Regions from separate parts of the Homo sapiens genome. Here all the other regions are linked to region 2. A link is an interaction called in ENCODE POLR2A ChIA-PET data of the cell type or tissue named here. Cell type or tissue: GM12878. All regions are shown on one strand. Region 1 overlaps DARS1-AS1 (DARS1 antisense RNA 1). Region 2 has its middle 61 kb from the start of CXCR4. Region 3 has its middle 89 kb from the start of CXCR4. Region 4 holds the start of CXCR4 (C-X-C motif chemokine receptor 4). Region 5 has its middle 8.9 kb from the start of CXCR4. Region 6 has its middle 260 kb from the start of CXCR4. Region 7 has its middle 140 kb from the start of CXCR4.

Region 1 (4,000 bases), 52 kb before region 2:
GGCTGGAGTGCGATGGCACCATCTTGGCTCACTGCATCCTCACCCACTGGGGGCGATCTTCCCACCTCAGCCTCCTGAGTAGCTAGAACTACAGGAGTGCACCACCACACCCGGCTAATTTTTTTTTTTTTTTTTGAGATGGAGTCTCACTCTTGTCACCCAGGCTGCAGTGCAATGGTGCGATCTCGGCTCACTGCGACCTCTGCCTCCCGGGTTCAAGTGATTCTTCTGCCTCAGCCTCCCAAGTAGCTGGGATTACAGGTACGTGCCACCATGCCAGGCTAATTTTTGTATTTTTAGTAGAGATGGGATTTCACCATGTTGGCCAGGCTTGTCTCAAACTCCTGACCTCAGGTGATCCACCTGCCTCAGCCTCCCAAAGTGCTGGGATTATGGGTGCGAGCCACCATGCCCAGTCCTGGCTAATTTTTAAAAAACATTTTTTTGTAGAGACTGAGTCTTGCTACGTTGCCCAGGCTGGTCTCAAACTCCTGGGCTCAAGGGGTCCACTTGCCTTGGCCTCCCAAAGTGCTGGAATTACAGGCATGAGCCACTGTGCCCGGCCTAAAAACAGTAACTTTTAAAAATACTTCTCCAAATGGGCAAGTAACTCCCAAATCTCTTCTCCTGCCCCAGCTTCCCTGGCTCCAGGCCCATACATTGAACTGCATATGGAACAGTTCTCTTCTAGATGACCTGCGGGCATCTTCATCTTAGTATGTCCAAATTCATTACTTTCTTTCCCACCCCATCCATTCTTCTTCCTGGCTACACTCTATCAGCGAATGACTACATATATCACCCACTGTGTCATCTTAGCCAGGAATCCAGGCAGTTTCTGGATTCCTTCCATCCTGTCTCTGGATAGCTAACCAGTCATTTCATTGTACTCCTTAGATTGCTCTCAAATCACCACCCCTTCCTTCATCTCTACTCAACTCCAGTTCAAGCCCTCATCATCTCTTGCTTGGGTTGTCATGATGGCTTCCAAAATGGTCCCTTTGTCGGTGCTTCTAGTTGACCTCATTTCTCCTCTTCCTTCCTTTTGGCTCTATGCTTCAGTGCTGTCAAATTGCTTTCACTTTTTTAAAAAAGAGTTTTCCATTTTAATTTCTGAGACACATGACACATCTTTGTCAATGTTAGGTCTGGGAAAGTTTCTATTAACTTCACAAGACAGAAAGGACCCTTCTCTCCAGCAGTGAAAAATTCAAAAGAAGAGAGCTTCAGGGAGTTCAGTTGCTACCCAGCAGAAGCTTCAATTTCTAACAAAACTGTGAAGTTTCAAATAATGAAGGGGAACTTCACCCCAAGATGGTACTCACTTAGGAACATTATTTTCCTTCAGCTTTCCCTTGAAATATTCAACAGCTTTTTTTTTTTTCGAGACAGGGTCTTGCTCTGTTGCCCAGGCTGGAGGGCAGTGGCATGATCTTGGCTCACTGCAACCTCTGCCTCCCAGGTTCAAGCGATTCTCCTGCCTCAGCCTCCCTAGTAGCTGGGACTACAGGCATGCACCACCACGCATGGCTAATTTTTGTATTTTTAGTAGAGACAGAGTTTCACCATGTTAGCCAGGCTGGTCTCGAACTCCTGACCTCAGGTGATCTGCCTGTCTGGGCCTCTCAAAGTGCTGGGATTACAGGTGTGAGCCACCGCGCCTGGCCTCAACAACTTTCTTCTCCCCATTAGGATTACCTCCATTGTGGGCTCTTTTCGAGGGAGGAGGCACTGCATTCTCACTCCCAGTCTAAAGCTGCTTTCCCTTCTCGGTGATGTTTTCTGCTTCCATGCCTTTGTACATGCTGTGTCTGTTCTATTGATTTTCCTTTTCCCATCTCCTGTGTATGGCAAACTCCCACTTGTTTTTCATGATTCTGCTCAAGTGTTCTTTCCTGTATGAAGCCCAAGCTGTCCACTTGGAGAGACATCTGGCCAGCCCCCCGTTGTTCCAGCCATCCCCAGTTCAGGCATCAGACATGTGGTGAAGAAGCCATCCTAGATGCCCAGCCCCAGCTACCATCTGATGCAACCACACTGCTCACCCCGAGCAAGAACTGCCTGCAGGAGCCTAGTATTATCCTCTCTCACAGAACCATGGCAGGGAATAATAAATTGTTGTTTGAAGCCACTCTGTTTTGTGGTGGTTTGTTAGGCGGCAATAGGAAACTAGAACACCATAGCTTTTTTTTTTTTTTTTTTTTTTAGAAAATAACTTGATATTCATAAGCACAGCTTTTTAAGCTGCTTTTATTATTTTTCCCTTTATACGAGTGCATTCTGCAACATAAGGAGATTTCTATCTCAGCCCTGAACAAGATTTATGATCTTGATCAAGTCTCTTTATAATAATGTCACAGAACTTTACTTGCTTCAATTCTAATATGAAGGATTGAACTAGTTAATCACTAAGGTCCACTCTAGTTCCAAAATTGTGGCATTCTCTTCTAACTATCAGGGAAAAATTGACTTATTCTTTGTTAAGTTGTAGCTTGCAGTAAAGTTTTTTGGGCATGAGAATTTTCAGCAAGGTGGTGAGTGCCAGGAAAGTGCTGACTCAGCACAATGCTGTCTGTTAGCCAGGAACAAAAATGAGGAGCAACCATAAATTTAATCCTTTAGCTCCTTCTCCCTGCAAAATTCAGAAGATGTTTTATCTGTAACAAAAGACTTGAAAGAGGATTCTCACTTTTTCCCTTAAAAGTTGTTACTCAAGTCTGTAGGTAACTTCAGGATTTTTGACAGAAGATTCAGATTTGCATAGTTGACTCAGTCTCCGGAAGATCCCTACACTCAAATTCTAAGTTTAGGGCAAGTGAACTGAGTGATTCCTAGAGGAAATAAACTCTCGCCTGAGAACAACAGCTGAAATAAAATCCCATAAGCCAGGAAAACAGCCACACAATTACAGTAACAGGTGGTCAGTTTCAAAACAAATTTCAAGGTCTGACTCGCCTGGCACCTGCTCTAGAACCACAGACAGCAGTTTGACACTGTCTGGGTCCAAGTTAGGTCATCCCTGCCACACCATAAGGAAGATTAACTACCTTTATTAGCAGAGCTAAGTCATGGTAGGTTAGAGGACTGCTTCTCTGTGGTAGTAACCCCTGTGTTCCCTGTCTGAGAAGAGGGAATAAGAGAGAATTTGGGAACTGGACAGGACCTTGCAGATTAACCATTAGGTTGGTGCAGAAGTAATTGCAGTTTTTGTCCTTAAAAGTAATGGCAAAGTGAAGCCGAGGGGAGCTAAGCAGAGATTTGCTCAGAATCACATGACCTGTAGAAGCAGAACATCCCCACCCCCATTTTATTGTGAAAAAATTCAAACACACAGCAAAGTTGAAAGGATTTTTACAAGACACAGCTGTATATGCATTTCCTGGATTCTACTGTTAATATTTTATTAAACTTGTTTATTTTCTAACTATCCCTCTATCCATCCTTCTATCACCTTATTTCCTGGATGCCTTTCGAAGTGAATTGCAGACATCTGTACTCCTTCCCCTAAAGCAGCATAGTGTTTTATCATCATTTAATAATTTAATACCTCAATTTTGTATACATTATGGAACCAGGAAACATTATAAGAAATCACTGGACCCCAAAAATGTTAATTAGCCTTGGCTAGCCTGAAAGAGAACACAATTTCCTAAGGTCCTAACTTTAAGGCACTTGAGGATTCTTACTAAGGGCAAATTCCTGAGATGACAGAAATACTAGTCAACACACATCAATGCCTATGTTTTTCCCTCCTCCTGGAATCCTGTGCTTTCCCCTTCCTGCTCCACCTGTTGAAATCCTCTCTTCATTCGTCCAAGAATGATCTCAGATGTCTGCAAGGAACATAAACCACTGTTACACACGTATTGTTTTAAGGAAAAAAGTTACTGAAGAAGTCTGAACTGTCACCTCCTTCCCAATCCCTTTCCTAAACCCCGAGTTTTAACTTTTCTCATTTTAATGCCCATAAACTTTCATTGCTATTTTTCCTCCCTCATTC
Region 2 (4,000 bases):
TACATGTCCATATTATTTCTTGCTTGGAGTGGAAGGAAGGAGTATTGCCCCGCCTGTGGCTGGAAGAAGGCTGAGTAGCCATACAGTTCCAAAGCAACACCGTCTTCCTCTTCTGGGTGGGTTGGGTAGGGCACCATGATGATAACCTCTCTTTCTACATCCAGTCCCCTCCACATGCTCCCCTCCATAGCCTTAAAACAGGAAATAACCAGCACCCCAGTGATTTTTGTGGTGGTGGTTACTAGGTATACATAAGTATAAGATATTATCTCTAACCTTTAGGCGTTCATTGGCCAGTCACTGAAAGAAAGGAAAAAAAGAAAAAGAAAAAAGGAAAGAAAGGAAGAGAAAAATAGAAGGAAAGAAAGAAAGGAGAGAAGGAAAGAAGAAAGGAAGAAAGGGAGAAAAGAAGAAAAGAAGAAAGAAAGGCCAGGCACAGTGGTTCATGCCTATAATCTCAACACTTTGGGAGGCTGAAGTGGGAAGATCACTTGAGTCCAGGAGTTCGAGACCAGCTGAGGCAACATAGGAAGATCACAGAGTCTCTATAAAAAATATTTAAAAATTAGCTGGGTATGGTGGCACACATAGTAGTCCCAGCTACTTGGGAGGCTGAGGCAAGAGGATTGCTTAAGCCTAGGAGGTCAAGGCTGCAGTAAGCCATGATTGTACCACTGCATTCCAGCCTGAGTGACAGAGTACAACCCCATCTCAAAAAAAAAAAAAAAAGAAAAAAAAAAAATAGAAGAAGAAGGAAGGAAATGAAATAATTACACAGCATTAAGGCCAATGTGATGAAGAACCAATGTGGGCTATAATTGCCCAGGAGGGCTTCCCTGGAGATGTGGGGTTAATCTGAGCCATGAAGAATGATTATGGGTTGGCCAGGCCAGTTGGGGAGGGAAGGATGGCCAGAGGTAGAATGAAAGGGAGAGGACAGAGAGGCGCCATGGCTGAAGGGACACCATCCTTCCTTCCTCTCCCGCTGCATCCATATGACTTGTGTCCTGCTGCTGCTGAGTGCCAGTGGGTAAATACCTTCTCTAGAGCCCCAGCCCCTCCTTCGGCTCAAAAAGGTGAGTAACTAACATACTTCTTTGTGAAAAATGGGCGATCTAGACCTTATGAAACATTAATTTTCTAGTGTGTTCTCTATGAAGAAATGAAAACTCTGTATTTGAAGAAAGTCAAGGAAGTAGCTACAATACAGCCAAGCATTAACACAATGCCTGGATGGTTAGAAGTCTCAGGCTATTTAAAGACCCAGTAATTAACATAGTGCAATAACATAAAATAGGAAGGGCTACAGTTTACTCTGCACACAAGAACTCTTGGCAGCCACATGATTCCTTCACAAAAATACAATGACCAGTAAGTTCTGCAGATGAGTTTTCTCATCTATAAAATGGGTATAGTAACTGTATCCACCTCACTAGGTTGTTGTAAAGATTAAATGAGTTAATATACACAAAGTGCTTAGACCAACCCCTGCTGACTTATACACTGAGAAATGTTCTTAGGACAAGATGCTAGTTAGCTACAGAAGTGACACAGACCACATGTGAAGTGTGTGTTGTAAGTGGTAAATTTCAGAAATGGGTCCCAGAGGGGCAGATTCTTTTCCGAGGCATAACGGGTGATATGTAGGAGAAGACATGCTAAAGCTCCATTTCTTTTCGGTTGTAAAATGAGTCACCTTTTCTAAGAAGTGTTACATAAACCAGGTTTGGTTCATTTGAGCACGGTGTGGTATATAAGAAATAGAATTTGCTTTATTTTAAACCGTTTTTTTTTAACCAATTGGTAGTTGTTTAACAAAGCTTTTTAATATTTGATGTGAAGCAAAAACCAATGAAAGTCTATAAAAAATAATCCCAATATGATGACTCAGTAGCTCTCATTCTATTTGAAAGTGATCTGCACTTGGCAGGGGGTGGTGGGGGGAATGAAATCAGAAGGATTACAAGGGAGCTTCAATTAGATCTGTAACATCTTATTTTTTAAAATAAAAGAGAGCAAAAAGGCATAATACTAACATTTATTTAATCTGGGCACTATTAGATTATTTCCTTTGCTATTCTGCATGTTTGAAAAATTTTATTTTTCATCTAAAGAAATGTAGCCTTCAGCTCATTTTCCTCTCACCATATAGCTAACTTTACACTATATTCCTGCTCCCTACCCCCACTTTGGTTCCACAGATCTCTTCATCCCTTCTAGAAACAGTAGAATGTTTTGCATCTGTCTCTTTGGGGATTTCCACTTCAGCCTGACCAGTTTCGGTAAATGCTAACTCCATTTTTCCTTTCATCTCAGCCAGCACACTTTGTAGCGACTATTCACAGGTCTTCTGAGGGTGATATATCTGCGCCCCAGTGTCACAGCAGACACAAAATCTAGTAAAAATGAAATTTCAAGGGTGGCCTTGATCAGTATGAGTGTCAACACTAGGGACAGCAGTGGATAAGTGTGGGTAGAAGCATTGAGGGAGTGAGACAAAGGTGGAGATGAGGAAAATGTCACAAAAGGGCAGAGGCTGACAGTGGGGGCACTTGGCAGCCAGTTTCAGGTCTACCCCTGTTGCCTCGGAGATGGGAAGGCAAGTAGGAGGCAATGTGTTGATTGTATAAGAGCTTGTCAGATGACTTGTTAGCCCAGCTGGCCATCTACCTGATGCTGACTTGGGTCAACATGCAACTAGAACTTGGTTTCTGTAGAGGAATAAGGTCCCCTGAGTTGCAAGACTGTAGGAATAGCTCTACCGTGCTGGCAAATCTGTAACTAGCAATGAGTCCAGTGGGTCCTACCAAATGCTTATCGACTAATTAGATGACTGATTTAGTCTGTTTTGTACAGCTACAAAAGAAATACCACAGATTGGGTGATTCATAATGAATAGATATTTATTGGCTTTTGGTTCTAGGGGCTGAAAATTCCATTATTGAGGGGCTGGCATCCGGTAAGGGCCTTCTTGCTGCATTATCCATGGTGAAAGGGCAAAGAGAGGGAGGCAGTGAGGGAGGGAAGGATAGAGAGAGAAAGAAAGAGGAAGATGTGCAAAATAGAGCTGAACTTCTCCTTTTATAAGGAACCTACTCCCATGACAATGGCACTAATTCATTCAGGAGGGCAGAGCCCTCATGGCCTAATCCCCTCTTAAAGCACCCACCTCTTAATACTGTTACAATTGCAATTAAATTTTAACATGAGTTTTGGAGGGGACAAATGTTCAAACTATAGCAATGACCATTGTCAGTGCTGATGCCACCCATAAATACTAAAATTGATAGTAGCATTTTAGTATATATAGACTTATTTATGTCCCTGTTTCCCCTGTTGCACAGACTGACTAGGGGCTGTGCTCCCTGGCTGAAATGTTAGGACCTGTGGAAGCATGCTTTAAAGCTTGTCTTTCCCCCTTCACCAGATCAGTTTTCCATTGAGTTCTCATGGTGAATCCTTTTTAAAATGTAAGGTCCTGAAAGAAAGAATCCATGTGTTCTCAAGTTCTTGTATGCCCTGCCAGGACCTGTGGGCTTTCAACAAAAGTCATTTGAGGAGTTCCATTAGGTTGGCAGATACAAAAAACAGCTGTGCTTTCCAGAGAGAGAAATCTATGACTGCTGAAATCTGCTATCTTTGACTCTGCCTTTGCCTTTTATCTTTTCCTTTAGATAACAGGCTTTACTGTTTTGCATTTTACAGTCATATAAACTAATTCAGGATCACCCTTTGGCTGTTTTGCCATCTCAATGCACTCAATTTGAGTTGCTCCCTTAAAATAGCTGGCTTCCAATTCTTTAATCATGAATTCCAAATGACATCTTAAACTTGCTTGAGAAAAAGTTGAAAAGGACATTTTTGGAAATGTACAAATTGTTACTTATTGATTTACTTTTATTCAATAAAAATATGAGAGGCCGTGCCTTGGCTGATCCTGATCAGTTGCTTACCCATCTCTCTCTCTTCCTCAGTTTCTTTCTATGCAAAATAGAGCCAG
Region 3 (4,000 bases), 150 kb after region 2:
ATAGGAATTTATTGCTCACAGTTCTGCGGGCTGGGAAGTTCAAGATCAAGGCACAAACAGATTTGGTGTCTAATGGGGGCCCATTCCTCATGGATGGCACCTTCTATGTGTTCTCACATGGCAGAAGGGCAAAAGAGGCAAAAAACCTTCCTCAGGCCTCTTTTATAAGGACACTAATCCCATTTATGAGGGCTCCACCTCTTAATAACAACACACTGGGGGACTGGGTTTCAGCATACGAATTTTGGAGAAACACAAACATTCAGACCATAGCAGATCCTTTATCTTTCTCTTTCTTGGTTTATCCCAGTGGTGTGCTGGTACATGTAACAACCACCTGGGGGTCAGGGAGGGTTGAGGGGGATGGGAAGCCCTAGTTCGTAGTGTTTGCTGATTTCTGTGGTATCAATAGTCCCATCATGGCTGGTTTTAAGTGACCAATGTGATGTCACTAAACTCAGAGTTGAAAAGAGATAATCTTGGGTGCTGGCCTGAGCCAGCTACAGCACACCACTGGGTTACTCCCTTATTTTGATGGAACACATCTACTACTTCCTGAAAAAGGGTACATGGGAAGTAAATGTTTTGAAAACTTCACTTTTTTTTTGGAAAATGACTTTTTAAACTTTCACACTCAATTGACTTTGTCTTGATATTAAAATCTAGCTGGGGAATAGTTTTCACTCAGAACTTTGGGAGTGTTGCTCCATTTTCTTCGAGTTTCCAGTGTTGCTGGTGAGAACTCTGGTGCCATCCTGGCCTCATCCTTTTTATCTTATTTTCCTTCTCTGGAAGCCTTTAGAATCTTCTCTTCATCCCTGATTATATACAATTTCATGATGACGGATTCCCTGCCACTTACAGTTCTATATCCTTAGCAGATCCTTTTCATTCAGGAAGCTCATGTCCTTCAGGTCTGAGGAACTTTATTCAATTTCTTTAATGGTTTCCTCTCTTTCATTCTCTCTCTTTTTTGCTAGAATTCCTGTTTGTTGGATATTGGATCTCTTGCTTTGATCATCTAATTTTCTCTTTCTCTCTCAATTGCTGAGAGGTTTTCTCAACTGTATTCCGGAACTTCTGTGTAATATTAGGCACTCCTGTCAGAGTGCTGACACTTGGGTTTGGGGCTGTGTCATACATCTGTGTTTCCTCCAGAGTGTCTGCCTGGCACAGTGCTTGACTGGATGGAGAGGCAGAATCAGCAAAGGATTTTTGATCCAGATGAACCTGGTCTTGAATCGCAGATCAGCAAAAAATCATTTCACTTCCCGGTTCTTCAGTTTTCTTGCTTGGAGCTGAGCAAGGGGGCAAGTCATTCCATGGGGAGGGAGACTAGAAAGCTTGAGGGGTGGTCTACCAGACCTGGTTAAAGGAGAAGACCTTCTTCCCATTCTTCTACCCTTTCCCCAGACTGCATTCTAAGTAGTGCATTTTAATCTTCAAACTCTAAAATTTCATGAGAGATTACTTTGCAGTTTATAGTACCCAGTGTCACAGTTAAACAATTCCATCTTGCTTACAAGGAACATTTTGATACTTAAATAAGATTACTGCGTTTCAACGATGAACTTAAATTGTCTTTTTCCAGGTGCTTTCTACATCTGACCTCTCTCAACCAAATTAATGACAAAATAATGACTAAGATTTCGTGAGCATTTTCCACATCCCAGGCCTGTTCTAAGTGTTTAACATGTATTAATTAATTTAATCCTCAGCAGCCCAACCATGTAGGCAATATTATTATCCTCATTTACAATTGAGGAAACAGGCTCCAAAAGCCGTTGGGTTACACAGCTAGTCAATGTAACGTTGGGACTTAAACCCTGACATTAACTATGGATTGTCTGCTACTATGAAATCTTCATGAAGGAGGTTCTGAATTTGGACTGAGGTCCAGGGAGGTTTCCCTAGTGGAGGAGCTGAGCATGGTAGGACTCACTCTGATGCTGAGTAGGAATGAAGAACAGGCCTTAGCAGATGCTCCAGCCCACGAGGGAGGAGGCTCCTTAGGGTCGCACACCCTTTGCAGCTGTCCCAGGAGCTACCAGAAAGGCTTGGTCAACAGAGGGGACTCTTCTGTGCGAACAGCCTCAACCACTAACACACTGTTTCACCTCAGCAGCCCTGCTCAACTCCCAGCAGGCCTTGTTTAAACAGGCAGCTTGTAGCAGCTGGGGTTGGCTCAGTGGAACGTGTGGGCAGCCAAGGATGCCCCGAGTGCAGGTGCCTGTCTCTGAATGTGCAATCATGCAAATCCGAGGACCCAGACTGATGTGAATTGAAAGCCTGGTGTTCACTTCCAATAAACTCAACTGTCTATCGCCAGAGCAACACAGGCTTCCAGTCTTCAAGTCATCAATACAAATGAGCATTTCTGGTGTTAGAGGAAAAAAGTGTGGGGTGAATCCCAATCAGAGCTTGCTCCCTTTCAGGCAAGCAGCATCTGGAAAAGGCTTTGGAGGGGCAAATACCTTTCCTAGAAGTAATTTTCACAGGAACTGTTCAGGACACAGGAGGCATTGCAGGAGGAAGGAGCAAGGGAAATCACACCATGTAGTCATAGGGTCTTGAAAATCACCTTATCCTCTCTGCTTGTTTTACAGAGGAGTTAAGAGAAAGTCAGAGAAGTTAAGGGACTTGCCCAAGGGCACCTAGCTCATCAGTGGGCTGCTCCTCCTTATCTTGAGTCCCGATTTCCTTTTAGACACTCCACCCACCAGGCTGTTTCTCTAGTTCACTGCTTTGAGCACCAGGTCACAAGTGAGCACACATACCAACAGCTCTCCTCCTGAAACCATCGAGGGAGGCGAGTGATAGCAAACTTTGTTTAGTGCAAAGAATGGAAAAGGCTGCTTGAAGCACAGAAAAAGGGAAGTCAGAGCAGGCTGTGGCGCAGATGTCTGGGCATTGCTGTGGGGACAGAGTAGTTCACAAGACACAAGGCTTGTCAGCCTCTCTTCTGAACCTCTGCGCCCAAGGATTCTCAAGGAGCATTCAGATTAGATTTTAACTATGGATGCTGTGGTTGCCGGTAATAGAACAGCTAATAAAAAGCAAAGCTGGGGTGTCATCACCCTATCAGCAGATCAACAGTCTCTTCTTTGGTCCATAGGGCTGACCATGCAGCCTTATAGCCCAGAGGCCCTGTTACATAATCTTTCCACAACTCCCCTCTGTTCCTCACTGCACTGCCCTGGCCTTCAAAGTCCATATAAGTGCTGTAGAGATAAGCCTCATTAGCCTCACAACTTGCAGTAAGTGCCAAGATCATGTTATTCAGATGCCACTGAGGCCAGTGCAAAGGGAGCTAATTAAATGGTACGGGCTTTCTAGCTCTGAATCATCAGTTCAGGTGGTTACCTTTAATGCTATCTTCAAGCTCACCTTCTAGGCTGGTCTATGTGCCTAAGCTCCCACACCATGCCTCCAAGCCAGGAAAACCAGCAAGGAAGCTCTTCTGGTACCAAATGGGGGTTACACAACTGGTATTTTTTCACCCCCATTCCTACCTTGAGGAGAAATGGTAAGTTCTGTTGGGCAGATACACGTAGGCAATTGAGGTTCTGTGAGAATGAACACCTCACATTTTAAAGTTCAAAGACTAGAAAGAATGAATGGAAAGTGAGTATGCATTTTCCATTTTAACCCAGAGCAGCCCACAAACACATTAGGATTTCAGTTTTAGGGGGAAATTGACCTGCCAACCCCAGTTCCTGAGGGAGGCAATCTGATTGGCTGTCCGTGGGTCAGGTGTCCATAGTTGGTCTAACCACCAGAAGGGCTATTGGAAGCCCAACCATGTGAACTGTGTTGGGAAGAAAAGGGGGTTGTGGCGAGCTCAGCAGACACCGGAGAGATGTCTACTCCCAATGTCTAATTAAATATTCAGGCTAAATGGCCTTTCTGTCACCAGTTAGTCTATTTGAGTTTGGGCCAGTTTTCCCAAGGCAGAACCACCATTTCATTCCAGAGTGGAATCCAGGCTCTTTGGAATAGA
Region 4 (4,000 bases), 60 kb after region 2:
AGTCGATGCTGATCCCAATGTAGTAAGGCAGCCAACAGGCGAAGAAAGCCAGGATGAGGATGACTGTGGTCTTGAGGGCCTTGCGCTTCTGGTGGCCCTTGGAGTGTGACAGCTTGGAGATGATAATGCAATAGCAGGACAGGATGACAATACCAGGCAGGATAAGGCCAACCATGATGTGCTGAAACTGGAACACAACCACCCACAAGTCATTGGGGTAGAAGCGGTCACAGATATATCTGTCATCTGCCTCACTGACGTTGGCAAAGATGAAGTCGGGAATAGTCAGCAGGAGGGCAGGGATCCAGACGCCAACATAGACCACCTTTTCAGCCAACAGCTTCCTTGGCCTCTGACTGTTGGTGGCGTGGACGATGGCCAGGTAGCGGTCCAGACTGATGAAGGCCAGGATGAGGACACTGCTGTAGAGGTTGACTGTGTAGATGACATGGACTGCCTTGCATAGGAAGTTCCCAAAGTACCAGTTTGCCACGGCATCAACTGCCCAGAAGGGAAGCGTGATGACAAAGAGGAGGTCGGCCACTGACAGGTGCAGCCTGTACTTGTCCGTCATGCTTCTCAGTTTCTTCTGGTAACCCATGACCAGGATGACCAATCCATTGCCCACAATGCCAGTTAAGAAGATGATGGAGTAGATGGTGGGCAGGAAGATTTTATTGAAATTAGCATTTTCTTCACGGAAACAGGGTTCCTTCATGGAGTCATAGTCCCCTGAGCCCATTTCCTCGGTGTAGTTATCTGAAGTGTATATCTGCAAAAGAGGCAAAGGAATGGACATTCACTTCCAATTCAGCAAGCATTAACCCAGTTAAAAAAAATTTTTAAAGCAATTTAAAAAACCAATTCAGGCTTGCTTTCTTCAGGAAATTCTGAAGTAGTGGGCTAAGGGCACAAGAGAATTAATGTAGAATCCTACAACTCTCCTCCCCATCTTTTCCCATAGTGACTTCATTATATCCTTCTTTGGTAGAACCAATTACAAAATTCTTTGTTTAGAACAAAAGGGCACTGAGACGCTGAGGGTTTCAAAGTCACATCTTGGCTAACTCCTCTGCCCCGCCCACTAGAGGGAAGAAAAAAAACCTTCCTTAGGAGGAAAAAAAAAATACACACAAAGAGGCCACTCCCAGGCGGCGTGGGGGGTGGGGTGGGTGCTGCTAGGAGGGGCAGTGATTAACTTTTTGTAAGAAGTTTTTCGCCCAGGGAGGGAAGAGGGGAGAAGGGAGGATCACGGGGGGAGGGCGGGGGCGTTGCAAAGACTCATTCTCCTAAAGCGCAAAAACTTAATTTTCCCACGCCTGCCTAAATACAAACCATTCTGGGCTTCAAGCAACTTGTAGTGGGTAAAGAGAATGCGGTCTTAAAACGAAGGCCCTTCGGTGCTTGGGGTATATTGGGCGGGAGTGTCAGAAAATGAACAAACGGCACCTCCTCCCCCAAGCGGGCGCTCCTCCGGTGTGTGGGTCTCTTGCCATCCTCGTGTTTATCACTTGGCGCGTTTGGGACGTTAGGGAGCGGGGCATTTTCCTGGGTGGAGAAGGTAACGGGGTCTGCACCCGTGGTCCTCGCCCCAAGTTTCATTTCCTCACTCTCCCGGGTGGCTTCCCATTACCCCGCCACTGATCCAGTTAACCCGGCCGGAGGTGGGCAGCTGGAAGCCTCCAGGCGGTGGGCACGCGGGGGGCCGGGTCGTCCAGCCCCGGGCCGCCGCGGCTGCCCACTACACCCACGCCAACCGCCCGCAAGCAGCGCTGCAGGGGCTCCGCTGGGCGACACGCCAGGCTCTGTCCCACAGGGTGCTGGGGAGCGACTGGGCGGCTCCGCCGCGAGCGTCTTTGAATTGCGCGCCGCTGCAGGAAACCAAAAACTCCCTAGCAAGAGGGTTTCAAAAGGTTTCTGGAAACCACCGACGGTTAAACATCACAACTGGACTCGGAGAGAGCCAAACGGTTTCCCCACTTGCACCTGCCAGTCTTCGCGGCGGCGACCTGGCAGCCCAGGTGCGGTCTTAACCGCCCCCGCCCCTCACCCCGTACCCGCTCCTATCCCCGGAGCGCAAATCTCAGGGCTGGCAGCTGCGCGGTGTCAAAGGGGAGGTCAAACCACTCCGCTGACCTCTGCACGACCCCAAACTCTCGAACTGCAGGACCCACTCGCGGCCGTGGGGAAGAGGCGCGCTTCGGACGGCGGGAAGGTTTTCCCCCTCAAACCCAAAGCGCGCGGGCGGATCAACTCCTAGCTGCTGCCACCACTCGATCCCCTCAGAGGATCGGCGCGGTGGGTCCACCCGCCTCTCCCGCCCTCTGCCTACTGTGCTGGGAGACTGGCACAGCTCCGTCGGCCGCACAGAGTTTAACAAACACGCACCCAGTGTCAAGAACAGTCACCAGGCGCTTAACCCCGAAGTTAAAGCGGGCGCAATCTCCTCCTGGGAACTCAGCCCAGGCACGCCGCCCTCCGCCTCTAAATTCAGACAATGTAACTCGCTCCAAGACATCCCCGCTTCCCCAAGGAAGAGACCGGTGGTCTGAGTCCCGAGGCAGCGCGCACGCCTTCTCTGCACTTGTGCACAGAATGTTCTTACGTTTGCAAACAGCGTGCAAGCCGCCGCGCGCGGCGGGACTCAAGGGGGAGACACATGCAGCCACTGGAACGCTCTTTCCAGTCGTTTCTCCTCGACTCACAGAGAAAAAGATTCCAATCCTGCTCCCCCCCCACCCACCCGCACTATATAGGCATGGTCAAGAAAACTCCTTTCGGTGACCCTTTTTTGGAGTACGGGTACCTCCAATGTCCTGGCCGCTTCTGCCCGCTCGGAGAGGGGCTGCGCTCTAAGTTCAAACGTTTGTACATTTATGACAAAGCAGGTTGAAACTGGACTTACACTGATCCCCTCCATGGTAACCGCTGGTTCTCCAGATGCGGTGGCTACTGGAGCACTCAGGCCCTCGGCGTCACTTTGCTACCTGCTGCCGCAGCCAACAAACTGAAGTTTCTGGCCGCGGCCGGACTTTTATAAAAACACGCTCCGAGCGCGGCGCATGCGCCGCTGGGGCGGGGAGGGAGAAGGCGGGGTGGGGGAGAGGGGCAGACGCGAGGAAGGAGGGCGCAGGGGCGGGGCGGAGAGGTGCGCGGCTTGGGAAGCCCAGGGGACCCTGCTGTTTGCGGGTGGTCGGTAGTGAGTCCGGAGCCGGACAGGACCTCCCAGAGGCATTTCCTAAGTTTGAGGGAAGCGGGATGCGCCTGAAGACAGGTGGGAAGCGCGGGCTAGGAACGCGTCTCTCTGTGGCGCGTCCATCCTTGCTAAAGTGGATGGAATTCCAGACCTGGGAATGCTACAGTAGAGACACTGAGGCCCAGGGAAGGGGAGTGACTTGCTGGAGTAACCCAACCAGTAGGCGGCAATGCTGGAAGTAGGGCCAAGCTTCCAACGCCATTCCCCGCGCTTTCAGCAGACGCAGCCCATTCAGGAGGTAAAAGGAGTAAAGATCCTTCCTTCGGAGGATGTAGCTATACTTGCACATTCACAGCATCACTAGGGTCAGGTGCAGATAATTAGGAGATACTTTCAGAAGAAGGTAGGATTTGGCATAATTCTGGAGACTGATCAGATGTAGATATGTATTGCTCAGTAATTTCATAATAGCGGTAACCAATTCGCGAATAGTGCTTTATTATCCTAAAAGTATGCTTTATTATAAGAGTAATTTAGCGACCAGTACTTTTTGTAACAGATCACTAGGAACTTGCACAGAATCACTCATTCATTCTCACAACACCGTGTGGGTATTACCATCACAGAGATGCATTTAGTCCGATATTTATAGAAGGACGAACTGCGTGCCACGCACTGTTCTAGGCGTTGGGGATCCAGCGTGAACCAGACAAGGCCCGCATTCGGAGAAACCAGCAAATAAGCCCGGAGAGATGAAATGCCAGGGATGGGCAGGGATTCCAAGCCGGGCTTGAACCCAGGTCT
Region 5 (4,000 bases), 52 kb after region 2:
GGTCCAAAAACGCTTTCTGCACCATTGATTTTTCTTAGGCTTTTGTGGCTCAGCTTGTGGCCATGAAACACTATTCATTGCCATGGATTATGGCTTTTTCTTTTGTCCTATTTACGGACTGTCTGTGTAGTCACTGCCAAAAGTTGTGATTGGTGATTATCACTTTGGAGGAGCAAAGCTGATGTTGCTCACACCAGACAAAGGTTAGTCAGCGCACCTCAACAACTTTCATTAGTGAGACATCACTGCTGTAGCTTCAGGGAGTTATAAGAGAAGGAGATGCCACCTTTATCAGCACTCTGGGAGATGAAAGTGACACAGCTGCACAAAGGTGGATTAAAAAAAAGCAACTCTCTTACCCCAGATTGTTCTTTCTAAAATAAAAGACCCAGTAAAGAAGCAAGATTTTGCCAAGCAATATGGCAAACCAGTACCCAGACCCACATTGAGGGTTACCTGTGAAAGCATTTTGTCAATAGTAAAGGTGCCTTATAAGTGGTAGGTATCACATTTATGTGAATAAAGTCACTAGTTCTCTGGGGCTTTCAGTGCCTGAAGCTTAAAGAGTAAACTTTCTTATATTTCGAGTTTCACTTGTTCATTTTTATAAAATTTCTACTATCGCTTAAGCATATTCTAGACCAGGGGTTGGTAAACCACAGCCTGCAGGTCAGATCTGGCCTGCCACCTGTTTTTGTTTTTAATAGCAGAGAAGCAAAGAATGGTTTTTACATGTTTTAGTGATTGAAAAAAAATCAAAAGGAGAATATCTCATGACACATGAAAATTTCATGAAATTTAAATTTCAATGTCCACAGATACAATTTTATTGGGACACAACAGCCACACTCACTTTTTTATGCATTTTCTTGTTACCATGGCAGAGTTGAGTGGTTGTGCTGGAAACTACATGGCCCTCTAGGTAGCCTAAAGTATTTGCTACCTGGCCCTTTACAGAAAAAGCTTGGGACCAATGTTCTAGACACTGGAAATACAGCTATGAACAAAACAGACCTACATAGTCTTTACATTCACAGAGCTTACATTCAGGTATAGCTTACTTTAAAAATGGCCCAGGGGGACTGGCACCCTTGATTTTGGCTTTGGAAACCTCAAGTCCTAAACAACTGAGCTAACCTTATATAATTTTAGCCAACATTGGCACAGCCTTATGGAATCTGATTGTTTTTTAATCAAATGAAGTATCTATTAATTAACTATGTTAGACTGCAAAGGTCTTGGTGCTTAAGACATTGAATTTGTTGAGAAAACAATGTTTACAAATTTAAAAAGAAGATAATGCCATTTACAATAGCTTCTTTTAACTTTTCAAAAGCCTTTTATGTGTGGGATCTTCCCATGTCTCAGACTTCATGTGCTAAGAATTTAGGATGGAAAAGCTCACTTGGACTGATAGAAACAGAGTAGGCTTGCCAAAGGAAGTGGGATGTGGTCCAAGATGATGGTCTTGATTTCCTTCTTCAATCCCAGGAGCCTAACAAGTTGTCTTCTGTGAACAGAAGGCCAAAAAACTACCACCAGGGCTTTTTCCCATATCCTACGGCTTGGCAGGACTTTTGCTCTTATCTTCATGACGTGAACAGCTTCCTTTGGGCTGGTAAAGCAGGAAGGACGATCAGGATTGGGGGCCTGACACCCAGCTCGTGAGGTGGGCTGGGATATGATACCCCTTAAATGGGGAATGAGTGGGAGCAAGACTGAGGGAAAATTGGGTGGGTGGGTGGAATCTTGGATTTCTTAAAATGTTGGACATTGGAAAGTCTGCGAGGTCTTTAGCTAATTTTCCAGCATGTCTAGAACATCAAAGGACTACATCTTCCACTCTACCGTGAGCAGCTTTCATACTTGCCTGGTCCAGAGTGGTGTTCAGTAAATGATTCAGTAAGTGAATGACTGTGAAAGAATGAAGGAACGAAGGAAGGAAGTCAAGTCATACACAGGAACATTAATCAGAATACTTAGGGCCGGGTGTGGTGGCTCATGGCTGTAATTCCAGCGTTTTGGGAGGCTGAGGTGGGAGGATCACTTGAGTATAGGAGTTTGAGACCAGTCTGGGTAAGATGCTGAGACTCCCGTCTCTACAAAACAAAACAAAACAAATAACCCGAGCCTGGTGGTGCACACCTGTGGTCCCAAATACACCAGAGGCTGAAGTGGGAGAATTGCTTGAGCCCAGGAGGTCGAGGCTGCAGTGAGCCATGTTTGCGCCACTGCACTCCAGCCTAACTGTCAGAGTTGAGACCCTGTCTCAAAAAACAACGACAACAACAACAAAAAAACTTAGAGAATTTTGTGTGCTCCCAGGAATAGGAATTTATGGGTGTTGATTCATTTGCTTATTCCACAAAATATGAAGCTCCTACTATACGCCAGGCACAGTGTATCAAGTTAACTTGAAACCCATTTTATTTCAACCACAAATAGTGCAAATCTTTCTAGAATGTCAGTGTCTGCTTTGTCACTTACAAAAGGACAATCAGGTGAGTGTCCGGTCTTCAACCCTGAAGAGTACTGAAGAGCATGAAGGATGTTTTTGACTTCATAGTTATTTTCCTGAATATTGGCTAACATTAAGGCAAATAATAAAGTTCCTGTAGTGCTTAGGAAGGCACACTCTGGTGTCAGATGACCTGGGTTCAAACCCAGGCTTTATCACTTATAAAACATGTGACATTGGGCCAATTTTAAGCTTTGTTCTATGCTTCAGTTTCCCCATCTGTAAAATAGGCAAATAATAATACTTACTGTGTAGGGCTGTTACGAAGATTAAATAGTCAAAGCCCCTTGGTGTGTAGTAAACCCTCAAGGTCAATGTTAACTGTTATTGCTATCACATAGGACTTGACCTAGAAATAGAAAAGATAGGGAAGTTTGGACTGAATATGTTGAGAATGTGAGGACATCTCCTAGAAATTGGTTGTCCTGTTTTCACATTTATAGTGTGTGTAGTAGAAAGAACATTAACCCCTTTATTTGTAGTTAAACTTTGCCTGTGCCCTCGCCTGAAAATGGAGCTAGCAATATTGCTGGGACTCTTGCATCTTACATATGAGAGTGCCTGGAATTTCAATATACATTACTTTTCTTCAGACAGAGTCAAATACGAGGAAGTAATTCCCTTTAATTAAGAGTGTTGATGAGTTGGGTTCTGGTTAATTGAACTGTAATATGTAAATCAACTTAATAGTGGACTGGCTCTGCCAGATAAACACACAGCACCTGGTGTAGTTTGGTTGAGCACCTTTATTTGTTTGATTTTGAAAAACTCTGTCCCTTCTGTGACTTCTTCACATTGGGGATCCCTCAACTCAGCCTGCAGCCAGCTGGAATTTTCAGTTGAAAGAAGGATTTTCAGAAGGTTTTAGAAGATTTTAATTGTTGGACTTGATAAAATTGATTTAAATTAATCCAAGCCAGTTTCAGACAGTGGAACAATAGGCTGGTACCTCATCACTCATTTTTTAAATAAAAGGAGAAAAATGGGAAGTGTTCCAAATTGAGTCACAGGCAGTGGTGAGGATTAAATGAGTAAACATCGTTGGCTTTAGAGAGACAGATATTTGATGATAATTAGAATCCCCAGCATTTTACCATTTATTTTTCTTTGTAGGATGGCTTCCTAGCACAGCCTGTGGCAGCTCATCAGGGAACAAAGAAGAAATGACAGTGTCCCTGCCCTTGAGAAGCTGATACTCCAGTGAGAGAAGAAAACAGGCAAAGAGAAAGATGTCACGATGACAAAGTAACATTGAAATGAATGTAGAAGATAATTGTGGGGGTTCGGTAAGGTGGGAATGAGTAGAGTGCATTGAAGTGAGACTCACCCTGGAACCCTGTCCAGTGATACTGTCTTAGTCGGTTCTGGCTACTATAATGAAATACCATAGACTGGCTGGCATGTAAATAACATAAACTTATGTCTCACAGTTCTGAAGGCTTGGAAGTCCAAGATCAAGACACCAGCAAATTTTGTGTCTGG
Region 6 (4,000 bases), 320 kb after region 2:
TAGAGATGAGATCTTTGCTCTGCTATCAGGCTGGAGTGCAGTGGCGTGATCATAGCTCGCTACAGCATCAACCTCCTGGGCTCAAGCAATCCTCCTGCCTCAGCCTTCTGAGTAGCTAGGACTACAGGTGTGCACTACTACATCTGGCAAAATTTTTTTTTTAAATGGCAGGGTCTTGCTATGTTGCCTAAGCGGGTGCTGGTCTTGAACTCTTGGCCTCAAGCCATCTTCCTGGCTGAGCCTCCCAAAACATTGGGATTACAGGCATGAGAGCCACTGGGCCCTGCTGAAAGTGAGAAAATTCTAAAGGCTAGAACAGGATGAACTAGTAATAGAGGACTTAAGTTTGAATCTGCCTGTATGAGTCTCTCGGACTGTGGGCACGTCTCTTGCTATCCCTTCTCTGTAAAGAAGAGCCTGGAGAGTTTTAAGATTTCCCTCCTACTGCTCCCATGGGACATTCTGAATATGGTGAGAAAGTGCTCTGAGGTCTGAAAAGCAGTGTTGCCTAGTGCAGCTGTTTCTAAACCTCATTGGAACCCCCTCAGTTGGGTTACTATTCCTACACATATGCTAGAAACCAACACCACTTTCTAGCTCTGCCACCTCCTTTCCAAAATTTTAAAATCAGTAGGTGGAAGGTGATATGGCATCTGTACTTTAAAAACCAAAATAAGACCGTGGGTGATTCTGTTGATCAGCTGAGCGTGGAAACAACTGGTCTAGTGAACAGTAGATGAAGAAAAGGGTCTTACAAAATTTAGGGGTTCTGTCTATAAGGCCAAGAAAAATGGAAGCAATTATTCAGATAATCTCAGCACAAAACCACAGTTTCATTGGAATTGCGGGAATCATGAGTATCAGTTTCTGAGATACTTGGGTGGAAAGTATGTGGGTGGAGCCCAAATCTTATGTATTTAAATTCAGATCAAGCCTGTAGTAAAGATGACAGCGGTGGGAGATTGAGCAGAGAGGGGAGAATGGCATTTTCTGAATTCTCATTGTGCCACCATACATTCTGGATGTGTTGGGAGCCCCTTCATTTCACAGATGCTTATTGCTAGTAAGTACTATTGTAGCTCACAAACCATGAGTCGCCACGTTTGACATGGGAAAATGATGCTTGCTATTTATTTATAATACAACGTGTTTTGACTAACCATCAGAGAATATATTTTGAGGCAACTTTCCACTTTGCTTAGGATATAACATTTTTAATGCATCTTTCAATGGATATCTATTTTTAGGTCACCATTAGTTGCCTTGTAACTGAGATGGCCACATATTCACAGATATTTGGGGAGGCCCACAGATTTATTATTCTGCCTCATTGTCTTGTTGGTACCATATGACCAGTTAGCCTCTTGTTTCCTCATTTGAGTGTGGGAAACGGCTCTGTCTTTAGACACTAAATGGCATGCATGTAATCTTGTTTAGGGTCATTGTTCCCGGGTCTGAGTTTACTAGATGGAGAATTTCTTCAATGCCAGGTTTCCCAGGAGGAAAATGAGCCTATTTTGGTTGCATCAAATGCATCAGTTCACTGCTCTGGGTATCATCTGAAGAGCAAGAGGAGTCTGGGGGCCAGTATTGCATTTCATGTGAATGCTGGCTGAGTACTGCCATCTTGTGGCTGGGCAAACCCTAAAGCCTACCAGGGACCTTGGAGCAACCTTACAAAAAGAAACCAGACATCAAGAACCCATGTTCTCTACCTGCATGGAAGAAAAAAATTGACCATGAATCCCTAACAACAGTGCCATCCCTCCTTTCCTAGCTCTTGAATAAGTAACTGCTCTCTTATTAAGACAGAGTCCTGTCTGTTTCTTTAAAGAGAATACATCCATTCTTCTTCTGGTTTTAGTAATTTTTGGACCAGCCTTTAGATAATCTTTTGAGCCAAGTTTTGAGAAGTTTGGAGAGGGAAGGCCTTAAAAATATGTATAGTATCCAAGGCCAGAAAAAGAGGCAGAAATTGGAGACAGGTGACTCCTGCCTCTGGGGCAGTGGCTTTCTAAGTGAGGTGTGCCAGCAGCATCAGCATCACCTGGAAACTTGTTAAAATGCACATTCTTGGCTCCCAGCTAGACCTGCTGAGTCAGAAACTCTGGAGGTGAAGCCCAGAAATATGTGTTTTAAGATGATTCGGATGCACATTCAAGTTAGAGAACCCCTGTCTTGGGGAATAGAAGCCAACCCCAGGCAAATGTGAAGCGAAGACATCCAAGGTCCATTCTGTGCTCCATTATACTCATTGCTGTTCTGTTCCCTTTTCCTGTGTTAGGAACTCAGTAAGCCATACATATTTATTGTGTGAATACTATTGGTAAGCCACTGTATGGCATGACATGGGGGTTGGTCTGAGTAAGGGACTGGGAATTTGCGTTTCTAACAGTTTCTCAGGTGATGCTGCTGCTGCTGCTCCAGGGACTGTGTTTTGGGAACCCAGTGTTAGAGATAAGAGCAGCAGGCCCAGAAGCCCATGTGGTTTTCAGATGGAGAGTGCAGTTCAGGCTTTTTGGGGAATCCATGTGGCTACGAGCCTGCTTCTCAACACTCCCTGCCTCTCAACCCTGCCTGCCTCCTACCAAGGGCACAGGGAGACATGTTTATTTGAAGTGAACTCTAGTCCATTATAAAGAGATTAAAATAACATGCTGTGATTTTACCACCCAAAGGTTAGGCAATTCAAAAGCCAGAGCAAGCATGTGATGATTAAAAAGCATGGCAGAAAATTGTCAATAGCTTTGGAGATTTCATCCATACATTAAAAGACCTGTTTCGTGTTCTATTGGATCAATATGGCTCCAACGCTAGCACATTCACCTCTTGTTTAATTTGCCATTTAAAAATTTTGGTTAGTCCAATGACTCTAAACAATTCCAATGCAAAGAATAAATAAGCAGAACAGCAAATCAAACTGGATTTGTGGGCACAATTATATAGTAAGAACTCCAGAGCTGGAAGTAGAACTCTAATCACAGATTAGAATACAAATGTTTGCTTGTACATCGTACGCAGGCTCTACTATCTGCTGAATATAAATGGCTCCCTGATCGAACCTCTAGCCTGCATCGGGTGGGAAGGTAAGAGCTGGGTTTTGCTTTGCAAAATCTTAAGTCTCACCAAGAGAATCAGGGAGGCAGCCAATTGTAGTGGCAAATACGCAAAGCTTTGGAGTCAGGAAGTTATTTATTCTCTGGCTCTCGTTTTTATTATGTATTTAGTTTTTTGAGACAGGGTCTCGCTTTGTCACCCAGGCTAGAGTGAGTGGTGCGATCACAGCTCACTGCAGCCTTGACTTTCCGGGCTCCAGTAATCCTCCCACCTCAGCCTCCCAAGTTGCTGGGACAAAGATGCACACCACCACGCCTGGCTAATTTTCATATTTTTTTGGTAAAAATGAGGTTTTGCCATGTTTCCCAGGCTGGTCTCGAACTCCTGGCCTCAAGTGATCCACCTGCCTCGGCCCCCCAAAGTGCTGGGATTACAGGCGTGAGCCACTGTGCCCAGCCTGGATCTCATTTTTTAAAACCTGTAAATCTGGGACAATGCAACCTACTGCATGGAGTGGTTTTAGGGGTCAAGTAAAAATGGCCGGCAAGGCACAGAGTAGATGCTTGATATATAGCAGCTTTTCTTTCTTTCTTTCTTTTTTGAGATGGAGTTTCGTTCTTGTTGCCCAGATTGGAGTGCAATGGCATGATCTTGGCTCACCACAACCTCTGCTTCTCAGGTTCAAGCGATTCTCCTGCCTCAGCCTCCTGAATAGCTGGGATTACAGGCATGCGCCACCATGCCTAGCTAATTTTTGCATTTTTAGTAGAGACAGGGTTTCTCCATGTTGGTCAGGCTGGTCTCAAACTCCCGACATCAAGTAATCCCCTCCCACCTTGGCCTCCCAAAGTGCTGGGATTACAGGTTTGAGCTATCATGTCTGGCCCCCTATAGCAGCTATTCTTAAGTCTCCAGCTTCAGAGGGCTGGGGCCAGGAGAGGTT
Region 7 (4,000 bases), 200 kb after region 2:
TTTACAAGTTTGAAACAGTAAGAAAATGATTTCTTACTCCTATTTCTGTCTTGGGGAATTGATGCTAACTTGAAGATTCATAGACATGTACTTTCTGGTGGGGACAGGATCTTTGAGAACAACTGGTCAAACTTCATCTGGTTTCAGAATCTCTTCTATGGCCCTGTGTAAACACCTGCCCTGATGTGGATCTCTAACTACTGAGACTGCCCCCAGATGGGACTCTTGGGAAGTTATTGTTTACTTGAGTTGAAATCAGCCTCCTGCTGGCTTCAGGCCATTGGTCCCAGTTCTGTTCTGCCATACTTCAGATTCTCACCATCTTGGAGCTGCTGGGAACCAGGGGCCCTGGGGTCATCCTTGCAAGGGAACTAGGGAAGAAAGAGGAAGCTGAGGGGCTGGAGCCAACCGTAAGGCGTTCCTCTTTGGGAAGGCTGGCTTGTGATGGGACTTGCCAGGACCAGCATGCTGAGAGGAGGAAGCCAGCTCTCAGGTCAAGATTCCGTTGATGTGGAACAAACTATAACCCTGCGCCGTTGCTTTCCCAGGCCTCACTTCCCCAAACAGGGGCACGTGAACAGCTGCAGTGGCCTGGTGGCAGCATGCTGGGATCCTTCAGGCCAGGCCAGCAAAAGGGTAAAATCTGGGCCAGTGGGTACCCTCATAGGGACTCTCCAGGCTGCCTTCCTCTTCCAGGTCTTCTGTGAAATTAGCTGGAAAAGGAGATCACATGCCTGATTCCCCTTTATCCCAGCAAGCCTGGAAAACAAAGTCCAGCCCCAGTCAAAAGCTTCCTCTGATTCTCTTGTGTCTTGTTAAAATGCAGCCAAACTCAAGGCCTCACTAACAGGTAGGAAAAAAAAAATTATAGGAATAAATAAGAACACATTACTCCATATTGCAAATAAAACAATGACTCCCTTGATTTCCAGGACAGTCATCTCTGTACTTTTGGTGAACTGGGTTTTTTTCTTCCAAGCTACTCTTCTTGTAGGAGAAAATGGGAAAAGATTTGACATGCCCTCCACCTCCCTCCCCCCACTCCAAAATCACCTACCAGGTAAGGTCTGGAGTTAGTTCAATTTTAGGCTAATCTCTCTGTCTCTTTCTTTTTTTTCTTTGAGACAGGGTCTCGCTCTGTCACACAGGCTAGAACATAGTGGCATGACCATAGCTCCATGTAACCTTGAACTCCTGGACTCAAGTCGTCCTCCCACTTCAGCCTGCTGAGTAGCTGGGACTACAGGCATGCACCACCATGCTCAGCTAATTTTTACATTTTTTAGTAGAGACAGGGTGTCATCACGTTGCTCAGGCTGGTCTCAAACTCCTGACCTCAAGAGATCCTCCTGCCTTGGCTTCCCAAAGTGCTGAGATTACAGACATGAGCTGCTGTGCCTGGCCTCTTTTATCTGAAATATTTTGGAAAGAGAAGACTCGAGATCTCTGGGACAGGGGAAGAACCTGCAGCTACAGGTTCTTTCTCAGTGTGATCTTAATGAGGTAGGGAGATGGAGTGATGTTGCGGTGACTGTAAGCTTGAATGCTTGATGGTCCTTGTCTTGCCTGTTCTCTGGTTATAGGTTCAGTTTTGTAGATCACTGGTTCTCAAACTTTACTGCATACAAGGTCCCCTGGGAGCTTTATACAATGGGGGAAAGTCCCAAGTACACCTTAAACTAATTGAGCCAGAATCTTCAGGAGTGTATCCTTGGCACCTGCACTTTTTAAAACTCCCCAGGTGATTCGAAACAAGCCAAGTTTGAGAACCAGTGCTATGCCTTGAAACATCAGGGAGGTGTTCTTAGGGCCTTGTGAAAAAGCAAACACCAAAGGTTTCATTATGTTAATATAACTTAAGAACTTAAAAAACTCAAGGGCTTGCTATTGGCCAAACACTGTGCCAAATGTTTTCTGTGGATTATCTAATGAAAACAACAAGTTGAGGTAGGTTATTTATTTCATAGAAGAGGAAACTGACCTTCAAATAAGTTAAGGAACTTGCTCAAGGTGATGCAGCAGAAATGTGATTTGACAGGGCCCTCACTTCAGAGGCTGCATCTGACATTGATGATATTTACTACGGTGGAAAATTACTTTTTCTGTTTGACACACACGTGCACACACACACACGTGTACACACACACAACTTAGGAATGTTTGTAATAATGTATTTCTAAAAAAGATCTTGCCCACCCATTTTTTTTTCAGTAGATTACCAGAAATGTGAATTATCAGGGCACTACAATTCTTGAGTTTGCTAATTATTAGCTTTTCACTGAGTATCATATTGAAGCAAGTGCAGCATCAGCATCTCCTGTTTGGATACAAAGGGTCAGTGATGAGAGCACTCACTAATTTTAAGAGACTTGGAAAGTTGATGAAATTTCTGATTTTTAAAGACAGTGTAATGATGTAATGGAAAGGATGGATGAGATCAGGTTTTCTTAGTTCTTCCACTTATGAGCTAGATAATTTTGAGCAAGTCACTTCCCCTTTCTGGGCTTCAGTTTCCTCATCTGAAAAATAAGGAAACCGAATCAAGGGTTTGTTAAAAGGCCTTTCACTCTAGATATGATCCAAAAGATAAATATTATCATGGCAGCCTTAGTATATCTGACTCTGAAGTCTCAGCACCTGTTGTCATTGACCCGTTTATTCGTGCCTGAGTAGCATATTTATAGGACTGACTTCCTCAAGCTTATGGTTAGTGATGTAACAGGGAACCAGTCTCCATTACACGATGGGCAAATCACTCAAGTAGCAACAGACGGTCCAGGAATGATTGGAAAAGGCACACTTTATTTTGTGATGAAAAATTTGTAGGTGGATTTTTAATTTCATATGGATGAAAGTGGAAATTCACAAAGTATATCCAAAGAAAGTCAACCTCGTGGCAGATTTCTGGATCCAGACTGGCAGTGTGGGGCCTGTCACTGCCACAGCGTGGAGAGGCTTGCAGCCAGGTGGAGCTCGTGGGTGAGGCCAGCTGTCTGTCAGAGGCTGGCTTTCACCCTCACGCATCTCAAGACCTGACTCAGGAGCTCTGCCTTGAGGTAAACATGGTCCTAGCTGATTGACAATCCTGCTAACTTACAGTGAGGGATCTTCCTTCTTTTGGAAAGGAAGGTTTACAACTGCTGTCAGGGAAGAAGCCTCTGCCCCAGTGCAGGGACGGTGGATTGGAAGTGAAAAGGTGGCCAGGTGAGCACAGGGTCAGGACAAAGGCCAGAGAACAACCCTGGAGTTCCTCAGACTGTGTTGTGGATATTGACTGCCCAGTGACTTTTCCCACTGAGCACCCCAGTTCCCTTTTAGGGATCTTTCTCTCTCCCATCATGTTCAGGCTTTGGGAGATTGGTTGGTGCAATATGTACCCTCCTCTGTTAAAGGTTGAAGGCTCCTCCTAACAGAGCCTTCCTCTGAGAAGTAGGCATGTGACCTCAGCTTAACCCATCATACTCTCTCCCAGAACTTTGTGTCTTGAATGCTGGAAGTATGGTTGGAGTTTATTTATGCTGGGGAGAGCACCCAGGTGAAGCTGAGCAATAGCTTCTGTGACAAAGACCTTCAGGTTTTCATCTATTCTGAACCTGGTTTCCAGTCCCTGTATTGATCCTCTGTGGTTTTCCATACTACTCCATCCAACAGAGCATCCCCCTACCCGCTATTCCCAACTGTTTTCTTGAAATAGTCCAGAGTCAGTTGCTGAGTTTGCAGCCATAAACCTTGGCAGATGCAGGTCTCGGTTAGACCCTCACAGAGGGTACGCTCCCCTACTGCTGTGGCTTCTGTCCACCCAGTTGTCTCTCTTTCCCCTGGAAGTCATGGGTAAACACAGCCAACCTCTGATCCTGCGTTTTCACTTTTTCTGTGTGCTCACTCTCTGTTTCTACAGAACTTCTCCAGGCCGTATACAAAACAGCTGATTTGTTCTCCATTGGTTAAATCCAATTTCATTTCAATCCTGTCACCTTGAAACGAATCTGAGTTGTTCCCA

The links. Peaks named below come from ENCODE experiments on the same cell type or tissue, not always from the same donor. Only the 100,000 strongest peaks of a DNase experiment are listed, where the experiment ranks them.
Region 1: POLR2A ChIA-PET joins it to region 2 with 10 read pairs; 10 of 35 experiments call an interaction of 5 or more read pairs at or near these places.
Region 3: POLR2A ChIA-PET joins it to region 2 with 11 read pairs; 4 of 35 experiments call an interaction of 5 or more read pairs at or near these places.
Region 4: POLR2A ChIA-PET joins it to region 2 with 14 read pairs; 6 of 35 experiments call an interaction of 5 or more read pairs at or near these places.
Region 5: POLR2A ChIA-PET joins it to region 2 with 23 read pairs; 5 of 35 experiments call an interaction of 5 or more read pairs at or near these places.
Region 6: POLR2A ChIA-PET joins it to region 2 with 17 read pairs; 3 of 35 experiments call an interaction of 5 or more read pairs at or near these places.
Region 7: POLR2A ChIA-PET joins it to region 2 with 18 read pairs; 2 of 35 experiments call an interaction of 5 or more read pairs at or near these places.

The regions. Positions count from the first base shown.
Region 1 is chr2:136,003,107-136,007,106 of GRCh38, forward strand. The region is part of intron 3 of DARS1-AS1 (DARS1 antisense RNA 1); the gene reads left to right. Among named protein-coding and RNA genes, the nearest start is that of DARS1, 19 kb to the left of the region's middle. In GM12878, no CTCF peak of the experiment used is centred here; no DNase peak of the experiment used is centred here.
Region 2 is chr2:136,054,861-136,058,860 of GRCh38, forward strand. No RefSeq gene overlaps it. Among named protein-coding and RNA genes, the nearest start is that of CXCR4, 61 kb to the right of the region's middle. In GM12878, no CTCF peak of the experiment used is centred here; DNase peaks (open chromatin) are centred at 1,601, 2,341 and 2,710; H3K4me3 peaks cover 833 bases; H3K27ac peaks cover 1,972 bases.
Region 3 is chr2:136,204,659-136,208,658 of GRCh38, forward strand. No RefSeq gene overlaps it. Among named protein-coding and RNA genes, the nearest start is that of CXCR4, 89 kb to the left of the region's middle. In GM12878, no CTCF peak of the experiment used is centred here; DNase peaks (open chromatin) are centred at 2,183 and 2,773.
Region 4 is chr2:136,115,141-136,119,140 of GRCh38, forward strand. CXCR4 (C-X-C motif chemokine receptor 4) reads right to left here and starts at 3,009. Exons shown (of 2, transcript NM_003467.3): 1 at 2,906-3,009; 2 at 1-772. The coding sequence starts at 2,920. RefSeq lists a silencer at 1,631-1,800 and an enhancer at 1,931-2,000. In GM12878, a CTCF peak has its summit at 2,649; a DNase peak (open chromatin) is centred at 1,932; H3K4me3 peaks cover 3,317 bases; H3K27ac peaks cover 403 bases.
Region 5 is chr2:136,107,209-136,111,208 of GRCh38, forward strand. No RefSeq gene overlaps it. Among named protein-coding and RNA genes, the nearest start is that of CXCR4, 8.9 kb to the right of the region's middle. In GM12878, no CTCF peak of the experiment used is centred here; no DNase peak of the experiment used is centred here.
Region 6 is chr2:136,377,330-136,381,329 of GRCh38, forward strand. No RefSeq gene overlaps it. Among named protein-coding and RNA genes, the nearest start is that of CXCR4, 260 kb to the left of the region's middle. In GM12878, a CTCF peak has its summit at 1,626 (motif pointing left); a DNase peak (open chromatin) is centred at 1,525.
Region 7 is chr2:136,253,295-136,257,294 of GRCh38, forward strand. No RefSeq gene overlaps it. Among named protein-coding and RNA genes, the nearest start is that of CXCR4, 140 kb to the left of the region's middle. In GM12878, CTCF peaks have their summits at 232 and 2,954; a DNase peak (open chromatin) is centred at 1,609.